Linked DNA regions of Mus musculus: all the other regions are linked to region 3. The links are chromatin loops, found by intact Hi-C in ENCODE. Cell type or tissue: left cerebral cortex. All regions are shown on one strand. Region 1 overlaps Cdk17 (cyclin-dependent kinase 17). Region 2 holds the start of Cfap54 (cilia and flagella associated protein 54). Region 3 holds the start of Cdk17 (cyclin-dependent kinase 17). Region 4 overlaps Cfap54 (cilia and flagella associated protein 54). Region 5 has its middle 4.8 kb from the start of Gm40742. Region 6 overlaps Elk3 (ELK3, member of ETS oncogene family). Region 7 overlaps Cdk17 (cyclin-dependent kinase 17).

Region 1 (4,000 bases), 71 kb after region 3:
GAACTTCTAAGACTTTCCATGGCGTCTAAAGATAAATTCACACTCAGAATTACTGTTCTCCTTGCTTTTTCCTGGTTGCACCGAGGACTCAACACCAAGTAAGCAGTAGAGTCGCTGGTTCCTTGGTGTATTTGGGGGTATTTAGGGCAGGGCATGTGTAGTCTTCACTGCTGACATGTTTAGGGGACAAGTGTCAGTTATACCTGGGATACTTGATACTGCAGTAAAGTTTATTTTCCTAGACTATAAGTCATTACAATATTTCTTGTGATAAAATGAAGAATAAGCATAAAACACATTGAGCTCACACAGAAACAACAGTAATCTAAAGAGAAAGATTACTAGGGGTCCTTTCCTTCCTTCCTTTCTTTCTTTTTTAAAGAAACACCATTTTTCCTAGGAAATTTGGGACCAATAGACTGATTATTTAGTCTTTAACATTTGGTTTTCTTAAAAATGAATTATTGCCCTTCAGGCCTGAGTTAGGCAGCTTTGTTGATATTTCATGGGTGTGGCTTCCCTGACATTTCAGGGAGGTGTCCTCTCAGCAGATTTCCTGTTCCTCCCGCTTTTTCACTCTTTCTGTCCCTCTTTGGAGTTGTCCCCTGAGCCTTAGGTGCAGGAGCCGTGTCATAGATGGACCAGTTGGGGTGGGGCCATGTGCAGGGTCCTCCTTCTTCTCTTGGTCTCTATGAGATTCATTCTTGTCATATGTATGTGAGCGATTACAAATTTGATAATTTGAGCCGGGCGTGGTGGCGCACGCCTTTAATCCCAGCACTTGGGAGGCAGAGACAGGCGGATTTCTGAGTTCGAGGCCAGCCTGGTCTACAAAGTGAGTTCCAGGACAGCCAAGACTATACAGAGAAACCCTGTCTCGAAAAACCAAAAACCAAACAAACAAACAAGCAAAAAAAAAAAAAAAAAAAAAATTTGATAATTTGATGTGCTGTCCTCTATATACCATGCATATCAAAGAAAATGATATCCAGTTGCCCTTTATTAACATGAAATTTAAAATAAGTGATAGGAGTATAAGATTTTTTTTTTGCCTTGGAAAATAACTTTTTATTAAGATATTATTGCAGACAGCTTATGACTGGTGAGCACTTGAGGTTCGCATCGTTTCTGTTTTTGAGTCAGGGTCTCACTGTGCACCTACATTGTCCCCAACATCATGATCATCCTGCCCCAGTCTCTTGAATTCCATGATTATAGGACAGAGTCGCTGCACCTGACCGTGCCTTGTTTTTAATCTGTAAATAAACACCTTTCCATTTTCTCAGTGTTGGCTTACAGATACGGTAAATGTCAGTAGCCCATGTAAATAGAAGCACTTGGCTTCTTAAGTTTGACGCGTTTATGCCAGATCCCGAAAGCTGGAAGCTGCCTCTGAAAGGCGCCCCCATATGCTGACCACAGCTGACTGCTTTTATTATCTGCTCGGTGACTTCACTAGCCGCTGGTTAACCTTTTAGCTGATCTGATTTTATGCGACCTGAAAATAAAACGCAGTAATGTGTACTTCGCTTTTAGGAAGTAAACTTCTATATTGAAAGAACGTTTTTAGAGTAGCTTTGATTTTGAGTTATATACTTAGAATTTGAATTATTCTAATAAGCTATGTTAGTAACAAGTTAAAAACTCATTCTTACTGAATGCTGGATTTGCCCTGGCTATTCATGGACATTTGTTTATTTAGTATGTTGTTGTTTGTTTGAAAGGGATTTGCTGTTGGCTACCTGAGATTGAAGCAGATGCTACAGGTTAATTTTGTATGCTTGTATAGATCCCGTCTCTACTTCCTGAGCATCATTATGTCATTCCCTTACACTTGCCCCTGCACCCACTCCCTCGCTTTGCCAAGCTGCTTTTTGTGCAGCTTGCGTGGAATCATGCAAAGGGTGTGTCAAAGACCATGGGAAATTTTTATCTGAAAGTACTTTGAATCTAGTATTTCATGCTTTTAGCCTCCAGAAAGCAAATCTCACAACACAGTCATCATTTTCTGATTCTTGGCTTGTTGTTGTGTTGTTGTTGTTGTTGCATAGCAAATATATATATGGCTTCAAGTAATGAATGTTGTTTACTTTTGATTATTTCTGCTGTTAGTTGAGCCTCCCCCACCCGTACTCCTCCTTGATGGTGCTGGGATCACAGTGAGAGACTTGAGTAAGATAGGCAAGCACTGTCTCTGAACTACAGCCCTACCTTCTTTACTTACTCTTGATTCCTTTGAAAATGTCAATATTATAGTCAGTAAAATTCACAAAAAAGCAAGGTCACCGTGGTATAGTGACTCAAAAAACCAAGGAAGAGGAATCAGAGCTACCCTACATCTTGCTAATTACTAAAATGTGTGGAAAAATAATTCGTTGGGCATGACTGTATCAAGCTGGAATGCTAGGGTAATGATTTGTAATTAAAATAATGTCAGCATTACATTATTTTAATGAAGTGTTGAATTACTACTGTGTATGACATTTTTCTTCTTCAATTTTTTTTCACAAGATACATAAAGCCTTACATAACAGCAATCTTAGCATAAGTACCCTTATTACTTGAAACAAAATATATGGTAAAAATAAGGTTATGTTTCTTCAGATGTAAACTCAGTGACTACAGTCTAGAGGCTATGGGGAGCTAACTCTCCACCAGTGGCAAAGCAAAAAGGTTGGGAACCGGTCTGTCAGTCTCTGAACACAGTGGAGCCCATAGGGAACCGGTCTGTCAGTCTCTGAACACAGTGGAGCCCACACACGGTTGACAGGGCAGACAGTTGCTTACAGCAGGTGGCATTATCCCAGAGTATCAAGGCCTCTTATTCTGAAGTTATTCACATCACTTACATCATTAAAATAGACAAAGACTGCTGAATTTTATTCCAGGGAAATCGCCTAATAGGTTCAAGGAAATTGCCAGTAAGCTCCAACTGATTGTATACCAATGATCTTGAGGTTTAAAATTTTAAAACATAGTATAGTAAAAAAAAAGACAAAAAACAAACAAACAAAAAAAACCATGTGATTTGAGTTAAACAGTGATAGCTAGCTTATAACGGTAGCAAGCAAACTGCGCCTCAGTGTCACTGACCTATTTTGGGTTAATTCCAGTGGGAAATAATTCCGGCATCCTGACTCATCAACAGAAAATATCTTAAGTTTAGATAAACTCAGACAGACACTGCACCAGCTTCGTCTCTCGCTGTATAATTACTGTGTTCAGTTTAATTATATAATATTGACTTGGCCCAGGACTACATACACTCAACAGAGTTTATAAATCTACTTTTTTGAAGTTGCAGGAAGCTATAGAGTTGGCATCTCTTGAAATGGGTCATGGCGACAGTAGGGCTAAGACCTTCAGCATGTTAATGGATCTCAGTATTTTTAATTCTTCTGTTTTCTTTTCTCTGTAAAGGACTAGCCAGAGCCAAGTCAGTTCCCACAAAGACCTACTCAAATGAAGTTGTCACCCTGTGGTATCGACCACCTGATGTGCTTCTTGGTTCCTCAGAATACTCAACACAGATCGACATGTGGTAACTACAGATGCCATCGCCGTTTATAGTTTTGAAAGAGCATAGCTGTTAACAGGGCATACTGACAAATGCTTACTTTTAAAGAGTTATTTCAAAGAGTTTGAGCAGTGAGTAAGAATTGAGGTGTGAAAATAAAACTATTTAGATTTAAATATAAGTCTACCACTAATGGCTATATTAGACTAACCATCTTATTCACATTAGTAGCCCGTGCCTTCATCTCCTCCGTTAAGGAGGTAGACAAAGTAATGAGAAAGTCATTAAGCCTGATGGTATTAAGCCTGAATGAGCCAACGTGCACAGAGCACCTTTTAGAAGAGTACGTGACACATAGCAATTCAAAAAAGTATTAATATGGAAAATATACCTACTTTAAGTTGGTCTAAAAATAATAATTAGAGTTTCAAAGATCTTCTTATGCATTATTACATATATGTATGTAGGTGTTATAGATATATG
Region 2 (4,000 bases), 79 kb before region 3:
TCCTCTCCCCTACCTTACTCTTCAGGGAAGAGTAAGCACTCTCTTTGTAAAATGCATCTGCCTGGCTTCTCCCTTACTTCTAGTGGATGCAATATGAGGCCCCTAAAAGATGTATGAAAAAACAAGTAGAACTGAACATTACATACACTGTATTTTCTTCTATTCGCTCACACACACACACACACACACACACACACACACACACACACACACACACACACATCTATATGCTCTAGTTTGATTTCTGTTGCTATGATAATCACCATAACCACAAGTAATTTGGGCAGGGAAAGGTTTATTGCATCTTGTGGGTTACAGTCCATGACCAAGGGGAAACAAACAGGGCAGGATCTCAAAGTAGGAACCTGGAAGCAGGAACTGAAGCAGAAGCCACGGAGGAACACTGGTTACTGGCTTGTTTACCCTGGCTTGCTTGGCTATTTCCCTTGGGCAACCCAGGGCCACCTGACCAAAAGCAGCACTCACTGCTCAGGATAGACTGCACCCTCTGATATTATCAGCAGTCAATAAAATGCCCTACAGTCATGCCACACGGCCAATCCGATGGAGGCAATTCCTCAAGAAGAGGTCCCTTCTTCCCAGGAGAGTCAAGTTGACAAGCAAGATTAGCCATCACATGACAAAGAATCCCTTATGAATTAGGCACAAGAAGAGATGAGCTATACTAGGGTGGAAAATGTATAACAAACTGTATAAAAGCTACATGAATATGGTGACTCTCAAAACATCTAACTATATGTGGGTCTTGGCCACCCAAATATGTATTTTTCTCCTTCCTTATTGAAACATTTTTCCCATGTATAGAAGGAATTTACACTTTCTCCTTGGTCCATCTGCATCCCTAGCATCATTATTCTTGTGCTTCATAATTATTATTAAGCAAAATACGGGTCATGTTAGCACAAATCCTGAGTTTCTATGACAGTCGATCTGATAATCAAGATGGCTAACTAACAAATGGACCGACGAAGCCTACAGTGTCAGTGTGCTGGACAAAGGGGTGAATTCAAACCCTGGGTGGGTCAGAACAGTGCAGAGCAAGATTTTGTCAGACTGCTCAGAAGGGACTATAAACAACGCCAATTGTTTGTTTCTGGAATTTTCCATTTAAGATTTGCATAGCCTTTGACCACAGGTAAGTGAAACTTGGGGTGGGGGGAGTAGATAAAGGGATGGTGGGAATGCTGTGCCCCATGTTTGTTTAGTACAAGACTATACTCACAGAAATATATGATTTGGGGGAGAGGGGTTTATTGTTAACTTGATGCCTTCCTAGTTTTGAGAAAAGTACCTGTCAAAAATATGTCTACTCAACAAATCATTAAGATGTTTGGTTGAATTATAAATGTAAGTTAAAAATGTGTAATCAGATTAAATGCATGACCAAAACATGTAAGTTTAAAATACTCACCAGAAAAAAAAAAGTTATTTGCCTGTCTGGTATTCTTCGCTGCTTCCCTATGTCTTGAAACTACTCATTTTGGAAAGCATTAGACCAGAAAAAAGATGGCAACATGAACAAAACCAAATCTTAGAAACTGGTAGTTTTCAGTTCACAGAAATAAGTTGGAAAAACAAACAAAAAACCCAATCAGACGCTCACAAAGAGCCACCAAGTCAAGGGGAAAAGAAGTTTCTGTAATCCCAACGGAATATAAAGAGAATAAAATGTACATGTTCACAATATGACAGACTTGGTTGAGACCTAAATTCAAGGACCTGAGCAACTGCCTCAGAGTTGGTCTTAAGTCTACTTTTGTCCTGTTTTGCGACCCATGAGTGAGCCAAGAGAGGCCATGAGAACGCTGAGACCAAACCCAGTGTTAGGAAATACTTCTGTGCAGATTTTTATTTTGACCTGAGAAGGAAGACATGAAACGTGTAGGGGGAGCTAAGGGCTGTAAGAGCTGGGAGTGGCTACAGCTCAGCTTGTCTCCAGGGCCCCACCCCTGTCGTGGTCCTCCAATGGCATCTCCAGGCGCCCTCCCCAGCACCCTGCCTCAGCTTACCACCTCCGATGGAATTCGTACTTCTGTTCCATTGAGGTGGCTAGAGCCTTCTTCTTCTTCATAAAGCCCAACAGCTCCCGGATCTCCTTCTCGCAAGAGGCCAGGAGTGGGTTTTTACTGTCCAGGGGCCCGTAGAAGGCGGCAGAGGGCAGCGAGTCCTCGGAGTGGGTACATTGCGGCGGGTCGGTCGAACTCGACTTGGACTCGCTGGGCGACTTGAGAACCGCGGTAGAGGTCGGCGGCGGCGTTGGGGGCAGATGCACCGGCGACACCGATGTCTCAGAGTCTGGGGACTCCTCAGAAGAACTGGAGGAGCTTCTGGAGGACGCCATGTCTATCAGAGTTCAGCAGGCTAGAGGCTGGTGGACAAGCGGTTGCCAAGCAACGATCTCCCGGCAACCAAGCCACCTGCACGCTCTCCGGAAGCACAGCGGCCCCTAGAGGGTGAGGAAAGTACAAACAGCCTGGAAAGGCAGGATGCTCTGAATGGCTGGCTATGTGTGTAACCCACTCTGGCCTCAAACTCACTATCCTCCAGCCTCAGTGTCTTGAGTGCTGGGATTACGGACATTCACATCCAACGCCGCTTGAGAGAGGGCTTTAAAGCAAAGAACCAATAAAGAAAATTACCATCAAAAATTCATACAATGTTTTCCCTATTTGGACCACCTACTAATATCCATGGTTACAATCATTAAGATGTATTGGGCATTATTCCAAGCATTTTGAGACATTACCTGTCTCATTAATCGTCATGACTTCATACCTCAGCTTCTATCCTATCTCCTCGGTTTCACAGCTTAGGGGAACATAGCTTGACTTTGACCAAACTCAGAGGATAACTGAGAATCAGGGGACAAGTCCTAATTATGTGCTGCAAAGCCAGTGATCATAAGAAATCTGCCGTCCTGGTGATGCCCCCAAGAGAAAGCACTGAAGCTGAATTCCCAAACCGAAATTAGGGAACTCCCTGACAATCTGGTTAAGACAAGCACCTTGTGTGGCTATGTTCTCTTCCCGCTGCAGTTTGAGTTTGTGAGTAATGATCATGAGTTACTGCCACTTCAGCCTTATCCTAAATGTCACGGTGTTCTAAATCAATATGCCTTTTGCTCAACTTTAACTCCTTGACATTAATATATGCTAAATGGTTTGAAGTGTTAACTCTCCAAATACTTTTTGTTTTTAAACGGGGAGATGGGAGATTTTTTTTTTCTCTCTGATGGACAAACTGTAGGTCTCAGAGGAAATGCTTAACACTAAAAAATGTTCTTTTCTTGCATCTCATGGGCCACAATGAGTCAAATTTATTAATTTGGGATTTGAATTTCAGCTAGCGGACATACTTTTCCTTACAAATTATGCAAGCCCAAAGAAATATTGAAGAACCAGAGATAGAGAGGTTGGCTTCAAAAACAAGGTCTTTAAACACTGAAAACGACTACCAATTCTTTCACATGCAAAATATAGACGGTGACCTTGGTATCCACTGAATAGTAAAGAAGCTCACTGGGCCACAGCCTTATCTCTTCCAGCTCCAAGCCCATTTCTTTCAAGCATCTGTACTAATTTGTAAGGTTGGTCTTCTCTGTCCTATGCACTGTACCTTAATATTCTTGGAAGGAAGATCACAGGGGAAATCACTTATTGGAGCAGGTAATTATGGCTAAAGAATCTTCCAGTGACACACAAGAGCAGGGACCTCTCTGTCAGGGCCCAGTTCTCCATCCAAGAGGCAGCACCTATTCTTGATGCACAATATTTTGTATTGGAGATGAGCAACAAACTTTAACATATTTAAAGAATGCAGGTTGGGAGGGGGAGGCGTCCATTGAGCTTTTGCCAAAAAAAAAAGAAAAAAAAATAATAGACACCTTTTAGTAATAGGCTTGGTAAATTCTCCCAGATCCCATTTTCCCTTGTTTGCAGATAGCAGCTCTGTCCACTTCAGATCAAAAGCCAGTGCAAAT
Region 3 (4,000 bases):
GAGGAGGAGGAGGAGAAGGAAGAAGAAGAAGAAGGAGGAGGAGGAGAAGGAGGAGGAGGAGGAGGAGGAGGAGGAGGAGGAGGAGGAGAAGAAGAAGAAGAAGAAGAAGAAGAAGAAGAAGAAGAAGAAGAAGAAGAAGAAGAAGAAGAAGAAGAAGAAGAAGAATGAAAACAAAACAAGCTGGGCGTGGTGGTGCACGCCTTTAATCCCTGCACTCCCAGCACTCAGGAGGCAGAGGCAGGCGGATTTCTGAGTTCGAGGCCAGCCTGATCTACAGAGTGAGTTCCAGGACAGCCAGGGCTACACAGAGAAACCCTGTCTTGAAACAAACAAACAAACAAACAAAAACACACAACAAACAAACAAACAAACAAGAAAAACAACAACAAAAAAGAAAAACAAAACAAAATCAAACAAACAAAAAAACCCCAAATATAAATAATCCCTAACAACTTCATACTAAGTGAAAAGGTCTGTCAGCATTTTCTGGCCTCTGCTCATCTTCCTGTTTCCCTCATCGTAGACACCTGAAGCATCCTGCCACCTCCTTCCTCAATCTCATTACCATGGCTGTTTGATTTTGTTTGTCTCTCCTGTCTCTGCATTAACCCATTGGTTCCTTAAGTGATCTGTGCGTATATTGCTCATTTCCACTGACAGAGTTCAAGGGCAAATCTATCTTCACCTCTGAGTCTTTAAGGTCTAACATGGTACCTGGTCCAAACGATGCAGTTAGCAATTTTTTGTTTTTAAGTGAAAGAACAAATAGATCAAGCAATAACCACCTCGATTCTAAGGATCAAATTACGACTACGGTGCTATACCAGAGGAAATATTTCTTGGGAATTTTGGCCAAGGCAGAATTATCTTTGGTTTCTAATGGGCTAATTCCAGTCCAGTGATGTGAAGGAAGAATTTCAGATGCAGAAACTCAGGGTGCAATTATGTAGATTCCCTTTTTTACTATTTTGAATATTTACTAAGAGAACAACAACAACAACACCCCCACACAATTGCTTTTGAATATAAGGCAAGCATGTGAAAATGTTTGGTATAAAAGTAGGTCATGTGTAACATATATTTTTCTTTAACTTACAAAGAACTCTGAAATGATGCTAGCTCCTAACATATTATAAAATTGCCTGAATTAGACATATATTAAAAAAATCATTAACTGCTGTTCAAAAGTACACACTCATTCTTGAAGGGAAGTATAAATATGGACATTTTTATAGGGTAAACAAGTGTTGAAGTCTTTGTAGAGGATAATTATTGTTAACCTATAGTTCTGGTAATTTTGGAGACACAGGAGAACTCCGGTTGATATATATGAACCTTATGAGCTGTAGAAAACACATCCAGCTGTGTCCGACAAAGTTCTAGACAGAAGGGCAGGAAGTATCTTCAAGGAAAGGCGCATCAATCAGAAAAGATACGATTCAGAAGTCCTTAGTAGATAATGAGATTTAAAATATATCGTGCACTTCCTGGTGATAAGAACAGAAAAACAAAACATAACAACAACAACAACAAAAAACCCCAACCTTCACCCTACTGGCCTTTTATACCGTTAACCTTTTCTTGGTTAGGGTGTCCACATCCGGACCCTACTGTCTTCTTTCAGTTCTCTCAGTATTTTCCTCTGCCACTTAAGTCTGCTTTTACTTTAAGCTTCTATCCCTACTTGTGGAAAGAAATGGGCCAGGATCACTTTAGTTTGTCTACACATTCAGTTGTTCCTAACTGGGGAAGAAGAAAGTAAAAAGATTTACAGAAACTGGGCCAACCTCTTTGGCCTGCCTCCTTCAAGCAACAGAATCTAACTCACTGCAACAGTATCTCTTTCTGGGTCCTATAACTTAGCATTGACTCTTTCACAACACAGTTTTATTGTAACCATTTTAGTTCCCCCCTCCACCCTCCCCCCCCAGCCTAGAGCCAACAGTGTAATAACATTTAAAAACACTGTGGTTGAAATCAAAGCTTTGTGCGTGGGTGATTACTGCACTGGCCACGCATATCCAGTCACAGAACAGAAGAAAATTGCAGCAATCGACCGAGGTATTTCTTTGTGGGTCATCTGAAGCACTGTACTGAGGCAGGCATCCTGTGTACAGTAGCGCCTGGAATACTTCAAGCAGAGTTTTATTGTTGCGAGGGGACAGTGAGGGGCTGATTTGTGGCGATCGGTTCCTCACCAATCGCGATGGTCAGACACTGTTCAGCGTTCTGTCCACGGACAGGGTCTCCCTTGCTCTCCAGCCGCGTTTGAAGCCACGCTTGAAGTTTCCTGGGAATACCCCCCAGCCCCGCCCAGACCACGCCCCAGTCATAAGCCCCACCCCCAGGCAAGGCTCCGCCCCGCATGCCGCCGTCGCCGCCACCGCCGGCAGGGGTCGCGCTGCCCCAGGCGAGCCGTGCAGGCGGGGGTGGGGAAGCTCCCGCAGCCGGTCGCTTTTCTCCGCCGCCGCTGGTTGGATCGTTTCAATAAAAGTCTTTTTTTTTTTTTTTTCCTTTTTTCTTTTCTTTTTTTTTTTCTAACCCCCGCTCTCGCTCGCTCCGGGGAACAGGCGGAGGCGTCAAGCCGCAGCCTCCGAGCGAGAGAAAGCAACGCGCACTCAGACGAACGAGAGCGGCGGCTGCGGTCTACCCAGCGCCCGGCAGTCCGGCAGCCCGCGCCCCGCCGCCTCGCTCCGCCCCGGCTCGGTGGCCGGGAGTACTGGGCCGTCCGCGAGGCTCCGCGGCCCGGGAGCCATGTTGAGCGGGGGGCTCTGCCACGCGTGAGGCGGCCGGCGGCCCTCGCGGAGCGGAAGGCGCGAGGTTGGGGGGTGGGGGGAGGCCTGAGCCTGAGGCGCCTCGGCGCGTCCGCCACCACCGGACCTGCATCCGCTCGCTCGCTCTGCGCGCCCGCCGGTCCGGAGCCCGCGGTCCCCGCACTTGCTGGTGAGTTGGCAGCGGGGCTGGGCAGGGATCGTGACGCCTGTCAGCGGGCGGCTCGAGTGGGGATCTTGTCGGTCGCATGTCCACGCGCGGCGTGGGCTGCGGGAGTGCGGAGCTGGTTGGGGGACCTGGGGGGAGGGGCTCCATGCGCCGCCGCTGAGAGTTCGCAGCCGATCGAGGCTTCCTGGGGAGGCTGCTGGCCCCGTGGGGCGCCGGGAGGGGAAGAGGCGGAAAGTCCCCCCGAGACACAAAGGTCCCCGGGGCCGGGGTGGAGGCGCGGGCGCGGGGCGGCGGGAGTGGGCGAGGACGCGGCGCTGCGGGCTCCTTGGAGACGCGGGAGGCTGCGCGCGGGTGGGTGGGCAGCTCCGCGGGGGAGGAGCCCTCTCGTGGGGGAGCGGGTCGACACAAAGCTCCGGGCAGCCCTCTTGCTGGCGGGTCACACCCCTGAGTGTCGCTCCAACCGGAGGCGGAGGGACTGTGGGAAACCCAGAGAACCCGGGAAGAGGGGGTTGTGTGTGTGTGTGTTCCACCGTTGTCTTAGCCGCAGTTGCTTTTCTCGGTGTTTTTGTCCGGTTGCTTCTGCTCCCCATCTCAGCTGGGTGGCCCCAGTTTTCTTCCCCACATCACCCCCACGCTGCCACCTCGCCGTCCCCTGTGGTTCCCCACTCATTCTCTCCCCTACTTTTCACCCACTCCTTCTGGGGTAAGCGGTATTTTGCCTTCAGCTAGGGGAACGTTTGCTAATGACAGGATGCCTGACTTGGTCTGACCCTGAACTGCCTTGAACTCTTCTCTTTTTTTTTTTTTTCCTCCCACCCTTTCCTTTCTGGGATCTTCTGTGTCACATGGCCATTAACAATTAGCTTTTCTTCTTCAAAAATGGCAAAAGCCTTTAGCTGAAATCCGTGGCGCCTTTCCCTTATGTTAATGTGGCCATCGAAGACGACGCATCAGTGGCCCTGTTTTATCGCCTCCTGAGCCAAATTGATTCTCTAGACACAAGTCACAAATTTTGTTTTGCGTCTTGGCCATTCCTTGGGCCAGCAAAGTGTATTTCTGG
Region 4 (4,000 bases), 90 kb before region 3:
CCGTTTAGCCCCTTTAAAGCATCTCTTGCCTGCCTCTGTGTTTGATCCTCGTGACTTGACTGCCAGGTAAAATCACTTGGAATATGTTAACTTTGGAGACCTCCCAGAACTGCCACCAACCAAAAGGTTAAATATGTCATCAGAGAGTTATCTGAGGCTTGCACAGATTTCCCACTTTGCTGTGACCTGCCGGCCTCATGTTTCTACCAATTTATTTGAAAGGTGTCCTCGTGTAAGACTAAAAAGTCATAAATGACTATACAGGCTTCGTGAAACTGTTAACCATATTGGACAAGTGATTTGGGGAAACCTGAATCTGTACCCCTAGGCCATGGCCACTCACATTTGGCTTCAGAAAAAAAATGATCTCTTTATCTTACCTGGGGTAAGTGTTGTATTTTTGCATTGATGGTCTTTTAAAATGGAAGCATTTCTGTGCCTTCTCTATTTCAGTGGTTCTCGGCCTTCCTAATGCCACTGCAACCCTCTATAACACAGTTCCTCATGCTGTAGTTACTCCCAACCATAAAATTATTTCATTGCTACCTCATAACTTTAAGTTAGCTACTGTTTTGAATTGTGACAATTATCTCTGATATGCAAGATGCAAGACAGCTGATATGTGACAAGCCCAGGGGTCGGGACCCATAGGTTGAGAAACCATGCTCTATTGGGTAATTTTTGCCTCCCAATACATAGATTAAAGTCTAAGAAATAGACACAGAGGAAGAAAATCAAGCTGGGAAACTGAAAAAATTTGAGAAGGCACTCACTCACACCGCCCATGCCTGGCCTAAAATTCCCGTGCATAAATTAACTCCTTGTCCAACACTGTATAGAACTTGCTATATTTGGGCTTAGGCCAGTGATATGGGGTTAAACTCACAAGTTCACAAACTGAAAGCCCAGCCTTGGCAGGGTCTTATCAAGCCAAGCCCAGGTCCATGACCTTCAAAGACGTAGACCCTGACACAGAACTCACACCATGGTACATGCTCAGTTTCTGGTATAATACTGAGCGGGGGGAAACGGCATATATGCCACAGTTGCTAGACTCACAGTAAAGCAAAAATATTCAGAAAACTAGAAGTCATTAAAACAGGACACTGAACAGCCAGGCCGTTGGCCTGAGGGGCTGACAGGGCAAGGCCACAGGCCTAGGGAAAAACAACAGGAAATAGTGTCTGGGCTCCTTTGTGTAAGTTAGGAACATGGTGACTCAGCACTTCCTGCTGTAGGTCCACCACACCCTCTGCTGAGCTGAGCTGCCCTCCCATCCCAGGCTCCCTTTGGTCCCTGAAGGAACCACCTGGAGACTTTCAAATACAAAATAAAAGGGCAGGCTTTGTAGTTGTTATGGCTGTTACTATACCTCAGTACAGTTTTACTTATTTGCATATTGTTTCCAATATTAAAAAAAAAATTAAACCCTTTAGACTAGGAAGGCTATCAACCCAAATACTAAGTAGCCAAAGGAGTTTGTTTCTAGCTGGCTCTCTGTCTGTTTTGTAACCACTTACTTTTATTTGACAGAGGCTGTCTCCAACCTTCAGGAGCTTCTCGTTGTAATAGTTGGACGGCAGCCTGGGAGCATATTTGGTCCAGATATTAAACAGCGTGGTGGCACTGTAAGAGTCATGAAGTGAAAAGACATCTTCAGAATGAGCAGGCAGTGTCAATTAATTCGTGGGCAACCCCTTTCTCACCTGCCTTGTGCTGAGTCTTTCTCATATTCCTTATTGTTAACGTCTAAGGATCAACAAACATTAGTATATCTAGTGTGTGCCCACCGTTGACTGGAGCCCCTTTTTATATGTGTTTAAAAAAAACCTCCTTTTGAGAACAGCTTTTAACTTCACAGTGAAGAAAATCCAGAGATGTTCCTCCATCTCCATCCCCAGGCATAAGCAAGCTGTGTGTCCTCTATGGGTATCCACCCTTCTGGGGTTCTTCGTCTCAAGAGAGATCTTCGAGGTGGACTCGGAAGGAAGTCCAAGGACCATTTTACTAAAGGAAGGAACGTAGTGCAGGCTAGATAAAGAGCCCGGAAGCAGCCAGGAGATGGAGCAAAAGTCATGCCTTTTAAGTTAGGCATGGGATAGAAAGAGACAGATGATTACTAAAGGAGAAAACACTCCCGAGAAAGAAGTGAGCCAGTAAGCCAAGGAGAGAGCCATATGGTATATGTTCTGTTATAGCTCTCTCCTCTCTCTGCTTTGCATTTCATTTGTTCCACGCATGCTCAGTTCCTCAGGTTGTGTCAGGATCTCCAGTGTTCCTCGGCAGACTGACTTCTTTCTTATGTTACCCTTTTTTTTTTTTTTTAATGTATGAGTGTTTTTGCCTTGCATGCATGTATTTGCAGTACCCTGGAAGACCAGAAGAGGGCATCAGATGACCTGTAGCCATCTACAGGTGGTTGTGAGGCACCAGTGGGGGCAGGGAACTGAACCCAAGAGCAGGAAGTTCTCTTCACCACTGAGCCATTTCTCCAGCCCCCTCCCTGGTTTATCTTGATGTAGCTTTTGTTTCGGTTCCTACTTTTTTTTTTTTTTTACTGTATCTTGTAACAACTGATGAGGCAACCCTAGCACATCACGTATTGACAAAGTCCAGGGTTTCTGGCAGGGTTCACTCTTGGTGATGTACTTTTGATGAGCTTCAGACACATGTATAATGATACATATCAGCACTGCTTCAAGATACAATGTTTCACTGTCCTGAAATTCCTCTGGGCTCCACCTACACATTTCTCCCTTGTTCCCTAATCACTGATCTTTTTACTGTCGCCATAACTTTCCTCTTACAGAATGCCACATAGTATGTAATCTTTTCAGACTGCCTTCTTTCTTTTGGGAGTATGTATCACATTCCTCTATGTCTCCCCTGGTTCGCCAGTTTGTTTCTTCTATTGATTAATATTACATGATTGGATAAGACTGTCACTTATTTTTCACTAACCTTATAAAGAATGTGGTTGCTGCTTACAAATTTTAACAATTATAGGTAAAACTGCTAAGCGTATCTGGGGTTTGAGAGGCAGCTCAGTTAAGAAAGCGCTTACTGCATAACATGAGGGCCTGAGTTGGAGTCCCAGAACCCACGTAAACAGCCTCGTCCCGTGGCACTTGCTTGTGGTCTCAGGGAAGCAGAGCCAGGAGGATCTCTATGATTCACTGGCCAGTACCTATCCTAATTTGTACGCCCCAGATTTCAGCAAGAGACACTGTCTAGAAAACAAAAGATAGCTCTTGATGAAGGGCAGTCAAGGTTGAACACTGGCCTCTCTCTCTCTCTCTCTCTACACACACACACACACACACACACACACACACACACACACTAGTGGAGGGAAGTAAAGGGGAGAAAGGAAGAGGGAGAGGGAGAGAGGGGGGAGGAGGAGGGGGAAGGGGAGAGGGAGAGGGAGAGAGAGAGAGGGAGAGAGAGAGGAGGAGGAGAGAGAGAGAGAGAGAGAGAGAGAGAGAGACTGGTATCCACATGCAGGATTTTATATGGATATAATCTTCCTTTGGGTAAGTGCCAAGAGCCACAATTACTAGATGGCATTAATAGCTTTGTGAGACATCATCACCTGTCTTCCACAAAGCCACATCTGCCGTTCTGCAACCCTTCCAGCATGAAGCTTCTGGTCTCATCAGCATTCAGAGCTGTCAGAGTCCTGGATTTCAGCCTTGCAGTCCTGTGTAGGCGGTCTCACAGTTGTTTGAATCTGAAGTTCCCCCGATGTTGTTGTATGTGGAGCATCTTCTTATGTTTATTTTCCATCTGTGTATACCTCTTTGGTGAGATGTCTGTTGGCTCTTAGGCCAATTTTTAAAAACAGGTTGGTTTGAGGTTTTTGGGGTTTGTTTGTTTTTTAAGTCCATTGCATGTTGTGGACAACAGTTTTGGGTTTTGGTGTTTTTTTTTTTTTCTATCATATATGGAATTTGAGAGTGTTTAGTTTACAGCATAGCCGGTCAGTGATAGTCCACCCCTT
Region 5 (4,000 bases), 270 kb after region 3:
TGCTCAGAGCTGAATGGTCTCATCCTTCATCGAGCAGACCCCTGACAATAGTGCAGGCCTCATGGTGGGAGATACAAGAGGTAGGATCTGGTCCTAGGTGTCATGTATAAGGTGCCAGACACTATTCTTGGTGTTTCACCCACAGTCAATCACACGAGTGTGACAGCCCTGATATTTTATGATCTATGGGCTTGGTGCCCAGGGTGGGGATTGTCCATGATGGGGTTTGATCTGCATCCACCTGACTCCAACAACAAGAAAAACAGAGCTTCCTCTTCTAGTTTCCGCCGTGCGCAGTCTCTTTAGGACGCGGTGAAGCTCTGGAAGGAGCAGAGAAGGGAGAGACACACATCTATCTCTCACGCACATCACACACACAGTTATCCTAAACCTCTCTTAGCAGATCCATGCTCCAGGAGGTGAAAGCTGCTGTCCACTCTGCCGAGGCCTGTGGACACTTTGCTTGGGTATCTCTGAAGATGCAGCACTCACATGGGAACTCTGAATAAATGCATCCTCACCAAGCAGCTGCAAACCTTAACGCCAACGCACAAGGACAGAGTTGGGGTGCTCTGAATAAAGACGAGGAATCTTGGTTGGGGGAGGCTTGAAGGAGAGTGTGTGTTTAACCCTTTGACACTGATATGAAGATGTCACCCCAAAAGTTTATTTTTGATAAATACATACTTGAGGTTTTAAAAAATCAGGGGGAGGGGGGAGCGGGGGAGGGAGAGTCTCATAATGTTTTAAGTGTATTTTTGTTGAGTGATGTTCACAGTTTCCCTCGGCATCATGCAGTCCACCGGCTGCAGGTTGAGTGTGTCCTGGAGAGATGAGGAGCCAACCAGTATAATGCTACTACCATCTTAGTTTGTAAATTTTTAACTTTATTTGTGTGTGTGTGGGGTGGGGGGGACACAAACTTATACCCAGAAGTCCAGGCTGACCGCAGACTCTCTACATAGCCCAGGATGGCCTCAAATTTGTGGTAATACTCCTGACTCAGCCTCCAGTATGCTGGGATTGCAGGCATGAGCCACCTTTCCTGGCTTAATAATGCTAAACAGTGGGTGCTGCAGGGTCTCACCGTGCATCCTGTTTTCAACCAGGTTGTAGAAGGTGTGTGTATGGGTGCACATGTGAGCCGGCGTGTCTGTGCCTATGTGGCAGCATGTGTGAATCCATCCTTCAAGGAAGGGCTAAACAGCCATGTGTGAAGGAGTTACTGTCTCAGGGGGACATTTGGAGTCACAGGGCATGGTAGTGGGATGATGAGAGGCCCGCTGGTTTTAATATTGCTTCCCAGAGATGCTTCGGGAAGAGTGAGGAGGTAAATTGGCTGTTGTGAGTGATCTGAGATGAGTCCAAAAGTAGGAGGCAGCTGCTGGCAGGAAGTAAAGGGAGGCTCACTGTTGCCTGGCCCTTCCATAGAACACAGGCACAAAAGGAGAAGAAAGCAAGGGGGCTTGTTTGCCCTTGCTTCCTGGTGTAGACATGCTTTCATTTCAAGATCATCTAAAGAGCTTTCTGGCTTCACAAGCCAGTTAGCAGGAACTTTAGGGAGTGCCCCAGCAGCATACCTGGGCAAGGCTAGGGTGAGGCTCTCATAGAAGCCATGGAGAATGCATTGTATTAAGGACTAGTCATACCTTAAAATAGTCATGCAAGTGAAGCCTTTTGGACACTAGAGGGCGCCATTGACACACAAATGGTGCTTCCAGGCCCACACCACTTCACTGCAGAGGACACCCCACACAACTTAACTACAGTCTAACTTCTTGAAAGTTGAGCCTCCTATTCAACTTCACACCAGTTCAGTGGGATCGGCCTAGTCTTGAAGCAGGAAGCTCACAGGGGCCAGTAGCTGCAGGTTTTCCCAACAGACCTCACCTTCTAAAAACCCCTTAACATCAATGAAAGCAATGACACCTCAGATTCCAATGTCTTGGGGGAATTGCATCAGAAGTGTGCGGTGGAGAGATAGCTCAGTACTGACTGCTCTCCCAGAGGACCTGGGTTCAATTCCTAGCACCCACATAGAGGCTCACACCTGTTTGTAGGGCTTGTGATACACTCACATAGACATACTTGCAGGCAAAGCACCAATGAACATAGAGTGCAGAAGGGGAGAAAGAGAGGAGGAAGAGAAAGAGAAAGGAGAAGAGGAGGAGGAGAAAGAGGAAGAGGAGGAGGAGGGAGGAAAGCTAAGTGAGTTAGTAAGAATCTGAACATGTTTACAAAGGAGTTGTACTTTACTAGAGAGAGAGAAAGGAGAGAGAGAGAGAGAGAGAGAGAGAGAGAGAGAGAGAGAGAGAGAGAGAGAGAGAGAGAGAGAGAGAGAGAGAGAGAGAGACAGGCAGGTTCTTGGAAGGACTCTCTAAATGCCTGAAATGATATGAAAATTTATTGCTTGGTTAATAAGAGGTCTTAGGGTAAGATAAAATGCAAAGCTAGACAACATAATGGCTCTGAAAGTCAAAGATTCAGGTCTCATTCAACAGGTCAACTTTGATCCAGCTATAGTCCCTTCATGGTCACAAGACATCAGTCATTGTTCTAGAGTGACAGAGAACAATCCCTCTCTCCCTTCTTCCCTCCCTCTCTCCCTTCCTGCTTCCCTGAATGTACATCTGTGTGAGTATATGAGTGTGTGAATGTACATGCATATGTCTGTGTTCATGCATGTGTGTGCACATGTCCACGTGGTGTGCATGTGTGTGCACTAGCACAGAAAAGAAATCTCCTCAAGAAAAGTACTCCATTAAACAAACAAACAAACAAACAAACAAACAATTTGGCCAGCGGTGGTAGCGCATGCCTTTAATCCCAGCACTTGGGAGGCAGAGGCAGGTGGATTTCTGAGTTTGAGGCCAGCCTAGTCTACAAAGTGAGTTTCAGGACAGCCAGGGCTACACAGAAAAACACTGTCTCGAAAAACAAAAAACAAAAAACCAAAACAAAAAACCAAAAAAATTTAAAGTACTTTTAAAAAAATGGTTAAAAAAAAGCATTTATTTTCTTCATGTGAATCAGCCTTGCTGTAGAGGGGTTCCATTGTGATGTTCTGACATTTTTAGGCTTGTTTAGAGTTCTACTGTCAATGGCACCTCCCAGTTCATAAAAGTGGATCCAAGGGAAAGTAAAGAGTGGGTGGATATTATTGTTGTTGTTGTTATTACTGTTATTATTAAACAGGAGCTGTCCTTGAGACTTAGTATTTCCTATTTCCCAACAGCTAAAACCTATATTCACCAAGCCATACCTTACAGCCAGAGAGGCCAGGAATTGCCATCTGTATCTGAGCATACAGACAAGCAGGCACATTCGAGTTCCTTTCTAAGTTAAGTATTAACACAATTGGTCAACAAAAGTTGGTTGAGAGATAGAGATTTTTCTTTCATTCCATAAACAGAGTAGCACCTACACCACGCAAGATGTTGTAAGATATCTAGAAATGATTGGAGTTATATGTAGGGATGTGTGCACATTGCATGAAAATCCTGTACCGCCTGCCTCGGTGTCCCCAGTGCTGGAATTAAAGGCATGCACTACCACACTTGGCTCGTCTTTCCATTAATTAGTGCAAGTCCGTTATTTTTATAGGGCCCGTGGTTGTGCAAAACCAGCCTATATTTCCTAGTTTCCTTCATAGTATCTGAGAGTTTTCTGAGGTCAGCCTGGTCTACAAAAAGGGTTCTAGGATAGCCAGGGTTGTACACAGAGAAACCCTGTCTCAAAAAACCAAATGATAGGAAGAAAGAAAGAAAGAAAGAAAGAAAGAAAGAAAGAAAGAAAGAAAGAAAGAAAGAAAGAAAGAAAGAAAGAAAGAAGAAAGAAAGAAAGGAAGGGAAAAAGAAAGAGAAAGAAAGAGAAAGGAAGGAAGGAAGGAAGGAAGGAAGGAAGGAAGGAAGGGAAAAAGAAAGAGAAAGAAAGAGAAAGGAAGGAAGGAAGGAAGGAAAGGAAGGAAGGAAGGAAGGAAGGAAGGAAGGAAGGAAGGAAG
Region 6 (4,000 bases), 130 kb after region 3:
AAGAGGCAGGAAGCAGACTGATAGACCAGCCGTGTTGACAGCCTATCTTTCTTTATTACACTTTTTACTGTCGTCTTCCTTCCTCATAAAAGGCAAAGCTGGGTACAAAAGGCTCAGGATGGTATGAGATTCAATAGCAAAAGCCAATCCTCTCCCAGTCAATTCAAATTAACAGCTAGCTTCACGCGTAGCAGATGATGTTTGCCGAAACCTGTTCACATCTCACAAAACAAAACAAGACAGGGCCAGCAAGACAGCGAGGCAGATAAAGGCACTTTTCTCAATAGCCTGGCATCCTGAGTTCTAGTCCCAAGATCCACATAGGGAAAGAAGATAATCAACTCCCAACAAATGGCCCTCTGACCTTCACATGTATGTCATAAGATATATTCCCATGCAGCGTGCATGTGCATGTGCGTGTGTGCGCGTGCACACACACACACATACACACACACAGAGCAAGAATAAATAAATGTATTAAAAGGGAAAAATAAAAGCTATGATACTGAGTATATCAATGTAGGTTCTTTTAAATAAGATGTATATAATATATACTATAGTATTATATATTATGCTATATATTATACTATAACCAACTGGAAACATCAACCTCTACTCTCTCTCTCTCTCTCTCTCTCTCTCATATCTATCTTATGCCAAGATGCTGTCTAGCATCAGTAAACAAAAGGGCTTATGTCCGTATTGAGCTCACATGTCAGTGGAAGAGACAGGCTGTGAACAACAAAACGCGTGATGAATTAAGTTACAGTGTATTGGAAGACGGGTGTTATGGAAAGTCACTGAAGCTGGGCAAGGAGCAGGATGTACTTGTGGGCTTGGGCAGGGGTACAGGGGTCGGAGAAGACCTTGCTGAGACAGCGAAAATGAAGAAATGTCTTTGTTTAAAAATGGAATTTTCAAACAAGGTTAAAAATCACAGTTGCCAGATGGATCTACAATGAATGCAGGTCAAAGATATTCTCCTGCTCACTACTGTCTATTAAGTCTACTGTCTACTCACTTCGTCTATTAAGACAAAGGAACTAGGTAGATTTTATAATGGCATCAAAATCTGAATAATAGCCGGGCAGTGGTCACGCATGCCTTTAATCCCAGCACTTGGGAGGCAGAGGCAGGCTGATTTCTGAGTTTAAGGCCAGCCTGAGCTACAGAGTGAGTTCCAGGACAGCCAGGGCTACACAGAGAAACCCTGTCTCAAAAAAAAAAAAATCTGAATAATGGGGCATTTACAGATGAGGAATAGTGAAACAGATAAATGAAGACAAAAAAAAAAGAAAGAAAGAGTGGGAGAGAAACAAAGAAGCATTGTAGACGCGACTGGGTATCTATGGACAAGAATTAGTTCACAGCCAGTCCTCTATAAGAAACAAAGCTGTAAATTAGCTTCCATAAAAATCAGCATAAAACCACCGACCAGTGTCCCCAGGTCCTAGACACTGCTGGCTTGACTAGGGCAGGGTTCTTTTCCACACCTCTAAGGAGTGCCCGTGCATACCCAGAAGGCTACTCGGCAGGTGAGAAGATACTTGAGCATCTTTGTGTTCATCTCTGAGCGTCTGCCCTGCCCTGCCTGCCTGTAGGGTTTTAGGGGTGTCATTCACCTTTCTCTACACGTATGTCCTCACAGGTAAAGTGATGGTGGTGGTATAGAGGATACAGATCCCTGCCTTGCAGGGTTACTATTGAATATTACAAGGTCGCTAATAAACTATCCGGGACAAAGCAAGTACTACTTAAAACACTAGCTGCCTTTACTTCTTAAACAAGGAAAGCTCTTCACAGATGCTGCTGTGACATCAGATGGCCTCCCCCCCACCCCCCCAGCTCAAAAGCATCATTCAGATACTGTATGGACTGTGGGCTTTGTCTTTAGGCAATCAATGGCTTCAATACAGTCAACGACATCCAGGTGAACGTTGAGCCACAGTGTGCTTGTCGGCTTACAAGGTGACTTGGAATGTAACTGTGTACATTGTTAGGACTGTTGTCTGATATCCTTACAGGCAGCACAGCACCTATCCTTCCCGGCTAGCATAAGACAATAATTCCAGAGGCCTCCAACTTGGGCGGGTCAGCAGAGAGCGACCCCTGCTGGCCATGCTGCCCCTGGCCATGCCGTTGCTCCCATGGAACTTGTGTTCCAGGAAAAGGCCAGGGAATCAAGTAGATGAGAACTGTTGCACTGGGCGGAGGAGGATCTAGACTAACAAGTCTGTCTGTGGATGACATAACCCAAGCTGGCTGGTTAGGGCAACAGACAGAGGAAAGAAGTGCAAGGGGGCCACTGGTACTATGAGGAAGAGACATTTTTTGTATACTCCAAGTGAGTATCTTCACTCTGTGTTTTCAACACTCAGCTCTTTACAAATGTAAACCTGAGATTTTTTGTTGTTGTTGTTGTTGTTGTTCTTCCTAATCTTCGTGTGAAAAAAAAAACCCACCTTAGGACAGAACCACAAAGTAAAAGATGGAACAGACTGGCTGCTTTTGCAGCCAGGAGATTGCCTGCTTGAGAAGCGGTCTTTGGACTTCCAGAGGTTCCGTCTCCCTGGCATCCTCCCCTCTGTTTCCTTCCTAACGTGGAGGACATGTTACCTTCCATCTGCCACGAGGTGGCGCCAGATGTCCTCTGAGTTGGCTGCAGACTCATAATCCAGAGCCAGAGATTTGAACTGCTTCTTAGAAATCCAAAACTTCACCACCACCACCACCTTCTTCTTCTTCTTCTTCTTCTTCTTCTTCTTCTTCTTCTTCTTCTTCTTCTTCTTCTTCTTCTTCTTCTTCTTCTTCTTCTTCTTCTTCTTCCTCTTCCTCTTCCTCTTCCTCTTCCTCTTCCTCTTCCTCTTCCTCTTCCTCTTCCTCCTCCTCCTCCTCCTCCTCCTCCTTCTCCTTCTTTTCTTCTACTTTTCTCCTCCCCCTCCTCCTTTTTTTTCCTACTGAACCACACCTGATGCTTCTCTTTGCACGTTATCAGCTTTGCTTCTGGGATTTCACAGAGGTGGCAGTTAAGCAGGTAAAAGGACCTTCTGATTTTCTTTCTTCCTGCTTTGATCTGTGACAGGGTCTCACTATGTAGCCCTAGCTGTCCTGGCACACCCTATGTAGATGGGGGATGACTGGGAACTCACTGAGGTCCACCTGCCTCTGCCTTCTGAGTGCTGGGATTAAAGGTGTGAGCTATCACACCTGCTGTCTGAAAACAAGGGATATTCCTGTGTGAAGGACACACAAAGGAGACACTCAGATAGCATGCTGTCTTTTTCTTAAGATGTGTGTGGATCCAGAAATGGAGGGGGGTGGGGGGAGAAAAAACCAAAACCAAGCTCTTGCTGACATTTCTCCGGGTTGCAGCTCTTTGTCCAATGAGGAAAGGTTCACTGCTATCCACAAACCCACTGAAACCAAGGAACAGGAATACATCTAGGGTCTGCCAGACCCCAGGACGGGCAACTTTTAGGCATGCAAGGGTAATTTGCGAAGTACATGAACACACAACACCAACAAACTCTGAAGTCTTTGTCTTGGGCAGTGGTTGGTTCTCAGCCTTCCTAATGCTGCAACAGTTCCTCATGTCGGTGCTGACACCCATCCATAAAATTACTTTGTTGCTACTTCATAACTGTCATTTTGCTACTGTTGCGAATGGTAATATAAATACGTGTGTTTTCTGACGGCCTTCTGGAAAGGGTCATTCAACCCCCAAAGGGGTCATGACTCCCAGGTTGAGAACCTCTGGTGCATTTTTTTTTTCTGAGATGAGCCTAAGACTATTACAATTTATTTTCAGGAAGCATTTTAGTCATTGCCAGCTGTCACAAGTGAAAAACAAAGGTATGACATCCTTCCAAGGGTCCATGTTCCTCAAAGTTCTTCTCGTGGGGTAACCAATGTCCGTGCTTTCCTTTCTTCTGTAGACAATCTACAGCTTGTTCCTGTCTTTTAAAAGAAACAGAGGAACAGCAAAGAGAAGTGGGCACTG
Region 7 (4,000 bases), 52 kb after region 3:
ACTTTTGTAATTTTAATAACTGTATCCCACCTTGAAGGCTAAAGTTAGTTAGAAATGTTGTGCTGTAATTGTAATTTACAGTACATTGTGCAGCTGTGATGTGTGCACGGTGTCTGATGGATCAAATCCAGAAAGGAAGAATCTTGAATTTTATGTTCTGAATTGGTGGTGAGAATGTAAAAGTAAGCTTAAAATTGTTAATCTTGGCCACTTTACACATATTGGCCCTAACTTGGAACAGCTATACTTAAATATATATTGAAAATTTATAAATGGAAGAATAAGAAAGTATTCCTAAAGTGTCTTCTATGAGAGATAACTCAAAAATTATGTCTTTAATTAATTAATTAATTAATTAATTAATGTATTTAGTTAGTTAGTTAGTTTTTGTAGCTCGAGACTTTGATGTGGGGGCTCACACATGCTAGGCCAGCACTGTATCACTGAGCCATAGTCCCAGCCCTGAGTCTTTAGTCTCTTTAAATTGTCAAAATTATTTAAAATCGTCAAAATTGATTTATTTCTTTGTCTCTAAAAGTTGAACATAGAATTAGCATATAGACCAGCAGTTTCATTTTTAGGGATATTCTCAATAAAATCAGAGTAGGTGTTCAAGCAAAGCCCTGCTAAGATTCTTCCTCATCTATAGCTAACCGATCAGTAAGTATTATACTGTAAGATGTTTCTGCTTGGCAATGGGTCTTTGCTTATTTAAAGATTCTTTATATAACAGAATACCATATTTGAAGTGATAATCTTAGCTTCCATACTGAGATACACTTAAGTTTTTCTGTCTTATTCACTAATTGACATGCTGCTCTGAATGTCTAGTAATAGAGGTATAGATTAGATGCCTTTTGCTAAGAATTACATGTGTTATATTCTACAGCATATTTAACCCTGTGTGTGACACATGGTAGTCATGGTCAGTCAGCACATAGAGGCCTGGTTTGCAAATAAATTTAAGATTAGAGTAATTTGACAGGATACCTGGTGGGGCATATTAGTAACTGTTAACCAGTTTTGGTCATTGGACCAACCTAAGTTGTTAAGGTATTTTCTATAAATGTGTGTTCATAGAAATCCGTTCTAACTATTGCACTTTGAATGAAATCGCCAAAGAAGTGAGCTTACATGTAAATGATCTCTGTTACAGCCTTGTGTTTTGTTCTGTTTTCTTAACCCTTCTCTTGTGATCCTGACTCTTGGGACGGCTATGGAATGATTCTTGGATGCCGTGAACCACAGAGCCCATTGTGAAGAATGGCAGGCCGCCCACGTCTCACAGCGTGCATTCCTTCCTCCATCAGTACACAGGCTCCTTCAAGAAGCCCCCGTTGCGGAGACCCCACAGTGTTATTGGAGGAAGCCTTGGTTCCTTCATGGCAATGCCCAGGAATGGAAGCAGACTAGGTAATGTGCTTATTGCTCTGTTGTGTTTAACAGTCTGCTTCTAGGACATGTGCACTGAGTGTCATTGTATGAACAAAGCCAGCCTCTGTCATTGTCAGATTTCCTCTAGTCATGTAGAGACCAGGTGAGGACTGGAAGGGTAGCAGAAAGATGAGGGCTGCTAACACCGCAGAGAATGACGTTTGCTTGTCTGTTCATGCAGAGTGGGTGCTGCTTCAGTAGCTTTTCAGTTAATTACTGCATATTGGCAGTACAAGAAGTAGATTATCACCTGACTGCTTATTCTTTTGCCATTATGTGCTTTTGAAATATCCAGAAAAGATACCTGCAAGTTTTTATGTATTTTATGTCTTTTTTGGTAGTGGTATATTATGTTTTGATTTAGAAGTCATTTTAAATATAGATGTTTGATTGTCCCATTAGATAGACTATTTACTACAGTTCCTGAATATTGTATCCCTCTGTTTCCTTTATTTATTGCCACAGTAGGCTACTTCCTGGTTCTTTTCCCTAATTTTAAGACTGTGAGCCTCTCTACAGTGTGGCTTCATCTGTGAGAAATGTGCCGATATCCCTGCTGGCACAGCACAGAGAATGGTGCGCTGGAGTCGTCTTAAGCTGGTTCATGAGAGATGTGGGTTACAGTCGGTTATTAAACATAGCTACTGTTATAGTTTATATTGTACAGGTTTAGAGTTAAGCTAAAGTAAAAACCAAAGTTAATGAGTACTCCAGAGTCCTTACCTCCAGTTGGTTTCCTGTCCCGGTCATCTATTCTCTGAGGTAATGTTATTTGCATCATGTGTCAATAGTGATAACACTGTGTAATAATGTGCCATTGCATTTTTCTGGACAGTGTCACCTGTCCAGTAATACTGTGCCAATAATTTGAAGTCAGTCATGAGGGAGTATTTATGTTTAAGAAATCAGGTCTTGGCTTGTAATTTTGTTGGCTGTGTAGTCAAGAGTGAGTTATGTTTTAGGTTTTATGGACTGGAGTCTGTTGCATATTCTTTTTCTGTGTGTAGTAAGCCTTTTAAAATGCAAGAAACATTTTTAGTTCAGGAGCAACGTAAAAGCATCTGTTCTTGAGATTCTTGGTCTCGAGTTAAGAAAGGAACACTAAAGACGTTAGTAATGTTGATCAAATTTATCAGTGCATCATGCAAGTGGCAGAAGCTTGACTAAGCAAGCATCCTGATACACTTCACGTTTCATCGAAGCCCTTTGTCCCACTAAGGAGACAGTGAAGCTCTGACATGGGCCTTCACTTTCTCACCTCGCTGTATTCGGAAGGAGGCAGAAACAGCTGTGCTTGTTACCCTGGCTGCTCTCCTGGCTGAGTCCAGTGGAACTCAGTGTTTATTCCTATCTGGGACGATACCTTTGCTTGGCATCCTTGTAGGGCAGGACTGGTCGGTTCTGTTTGCTTACTGGTTGCTTGTTAGTTCTGGGGAACTAAACCCGCTGCCTCATTAAGGCTTGCTTCAGAAGTGCTGAGTCACTGAGCTTACAAGGCGTTCCCAGTTTGTCCAGGCAGGTCTTGAACTTGTGCACTGGCTCTCAGCAGGGTTGTGATACGTTAGAGAGCACAAACTTAGCTTTGTAGTAGACACTCAGCAAGTAGTGCTTGGAACTCCAGACAGCTTCTTGCTGGCCTCTGCTCCATCCTGCTGCCTTAGTTCCAGAGTTACAGGTGTGCCACCACGTCTGGCTTTCTACTGGTGGGTAGCAGATTTGTAAATATTTTAAAGACTGTTCTATGAGTTAGCTCTATTTTCTTGTTGACACATCTAATGAGAGAATAGTCATAAGAAGCAAAAGACCAGGTTTCTAGTCCAGCTGTGTGCCTAAGCTACATGGTCTAAAAGTAGGTTAATTTTTAAAGTCTCTATCTCCTGGAATCTGGAAAATAGGCAAAGTTACAGTAATTTCAAGAACTCTGTCAAGTCTGTAATTTTATTCAATTCTTGGCAATATCTTGAATTACTTTCCTTATAGAATTTTTCATACTTTGAAAATGTGGAGAGATGTCTTTTCCTGCCTCTCTCTCCCTAGTGCTTGTGCCACAGTGCTGATACCATAGTTTGCTCTGTATTGCTATGAGAAACACCATGATCAAAAGCAATTTGTTGAGAGGGTATTTTTTTCTTTTTCTTTTGTTCTTGTTTTTTGACTTAAACATTCCTGTCACAGTCCATCATTGAAGGGGAAACGAAGGGAGGAAAAACAAGGGAGGAACCTGGAGACAGCAACTGAAGCAGAGACCATGGCAGACGCTGCTTCCTTCCTTGCTACACATGGCTTGCTCAGCTTGCTTTCTCATACAGCTGAGGGCCGCCTGGAATGGTACCATCCACAGTCGGTTGGGTCCTCACATAGCAATTATTAACCAAAAAAGGTCAACACATGTTTTGCCTACAGAGCAGTCTGCTAGAGTCATTTTCTCAACTGACTTTCCCAGGTGACTCTAACTTGAGTCAAGTTGGCAAAAAACTAATCAGTACAGTTAACCCCTTGTCACCTTGACAGACACATCATTATTAAACCCTAACCTTTCCTTTAGTGTTTTCCCCAAGAAAGCATA

What was found. Peaks named below come from ENCODE experiments on the same cell type or tissue, not always from the same donor. Only the 100,000 strongest peaks of a DNase experiment are listed, where the experiment ranks them.
Region 1: a loop joins it to region 3, with 2.5 times the contacts of the local background. A loop is called at or near these places in 15 of 42 quality-filtered maps.
Region 2: it touches region 3 in a loop (4-fold over the local background); 17 of 42 quality-filtered maps call a loop at or near these places.
Region 4: it touches region 3 in a loop (4-fold over the local background); 17 of 42 quality-filtered maps call a loop at or near these places.
Region 5: a loop joins it to region 3, with 4 times the contacts of the local background. A loop is called at or near these places in 16 of 42 quality-filtered maps.
Region 6: it touches region 3 in a loop (4-fold over the local background); 15 of 42 quality-filtered maps call a loop at or near these places.
Region 7: it touches region 3 in a loop (2.1-fold over the local background); 10 of 42 quality-filtered maps call a loop at or near these places.

The regions. Positions count from the first base shown.
Region 1 is chr10:93,228,960-93,232,959 of GRCm38, forward strand. It overlaps Cdk17 (cyclin-dependent kinase 17), which reads left to right. Exons shown (of 17, transcript NM_146239.2): 11 at 3,421-3,541. Among named protein-coding and RNA genes, the nearest start is that of Gm32551, 54 kb to the right of the region's middle. In left cerebral cortex, no CTCF peak of the experiment used is centred here; DNase peaks (open chromatin) are centred at 1,891 and 2,722; H3K27ac peaks cover 580 bases.
Region 2 is chr10:93,079,235-93,083,234 of GRCm38, forward strand. Cfap54 (cilia and flagella associated protein 54) reads right to left here and starts at 2,388. Exons shown (of 68, transcript NM_001347060.2): 1 at 2,031-2,388. The coding sequence starts at 2,362. In left cerebral cortex, a CTCF peak has its summit at 2,472; DNase peaks (open chromatin) are centred at 2,020 and 2,440; H3K4me3 peaks cover 1,101 bases; H3K27ac peaks cover 2,315 bases.
Region 3 is chr10:93,158,258-93,162,257 of GRCm38, forward strand. Cdk17 (cyclin-dependent kinase 17) reads left to right here and starts at 2,619. Exons shown (of 17, transcript NM_146239.2): 1 at 2,619-2,943. In left cerebral cortex, a CTCF peak has its summit at 2,401; DNase peaks (open chromatin) are centred at 2,477, 2,954, 3,443 and 3,907; H3K4me3 peaks cover 2,018 bases; H3K27ac peaks cover 1,756 bases.
Region 4 is chr10:93,068,309-93,072,308 of GRCm38, forward strand. It overlaps Cfap54 (cilia and flagella associated protein 54), which reads right to left. Exons shown (of 68, transcript NM_001347060.2): 2 at 1,521-1,626. Among named protein-coding and RNA genes, the nearest start is that of Gm40739, 4.5 kb to the right of the region's middle. In left cerebral cortex, a CTCF peak has its summit at 2,373 (motif pointing right); DNase peaks (open chromatin) are centred at 789, 1,150, 2,257 and 3,655; H3K27ac peaks cover 3,747 bases.
Region 5 is chr10:93,424,196-93,428,195 of GRCm38, forward strand. No RefSeq gene overlaps it. Among named protein-coding and RNA genes, the nearest start is that of Gm40742, 4.8 kb to the right of the region's middle. In left cerebral cortex, a CTCF peak has its summit at 1,686 (motif pointing right); a DNase peak (open chromatin) is centred at 1,692.
Region 6 is chr10:93,289,426-93,293,425 of GRCm38, forward strand. All of the region lies in intron 1 of Elk3 (ELK3, member of ETS oncogene family), which reads right to left. Gm32551 (a long non-coding RNA gene) reads left to right here. Exons shown (of 2, transcript XR_871953.3): 2 at 1-40. Among named protein-coding and RNA genes, the nearest start is that of Gm32551, 6.5 kb to the left of the region's middle. In left cerebral cortex, CTCF peaks have their summits at 2,101 (motif pointing left) and 2,644 (motif pointing right); DNase peaks (open chromatin) are centred at 2,166 and 2,634; H3K27ac peaks cover 857 bases.
Region 7 is chr10:93,210,663-93,214,662 of GRCm38, forward strand. Cdk17 (cyclin-dependent kinase 17) reads left to right here. Exons shown (of 17, transcript NM_146239.2): 3 at 1,249-1,413. Among named protein-coding and RNA genes, the nearest start is that of Mir1931, 50 kb to the left of the region's middle. In left cerebral cortex, no CTCF peak of the experiment used is centred here; no DNase peak of the experiment used is centred here.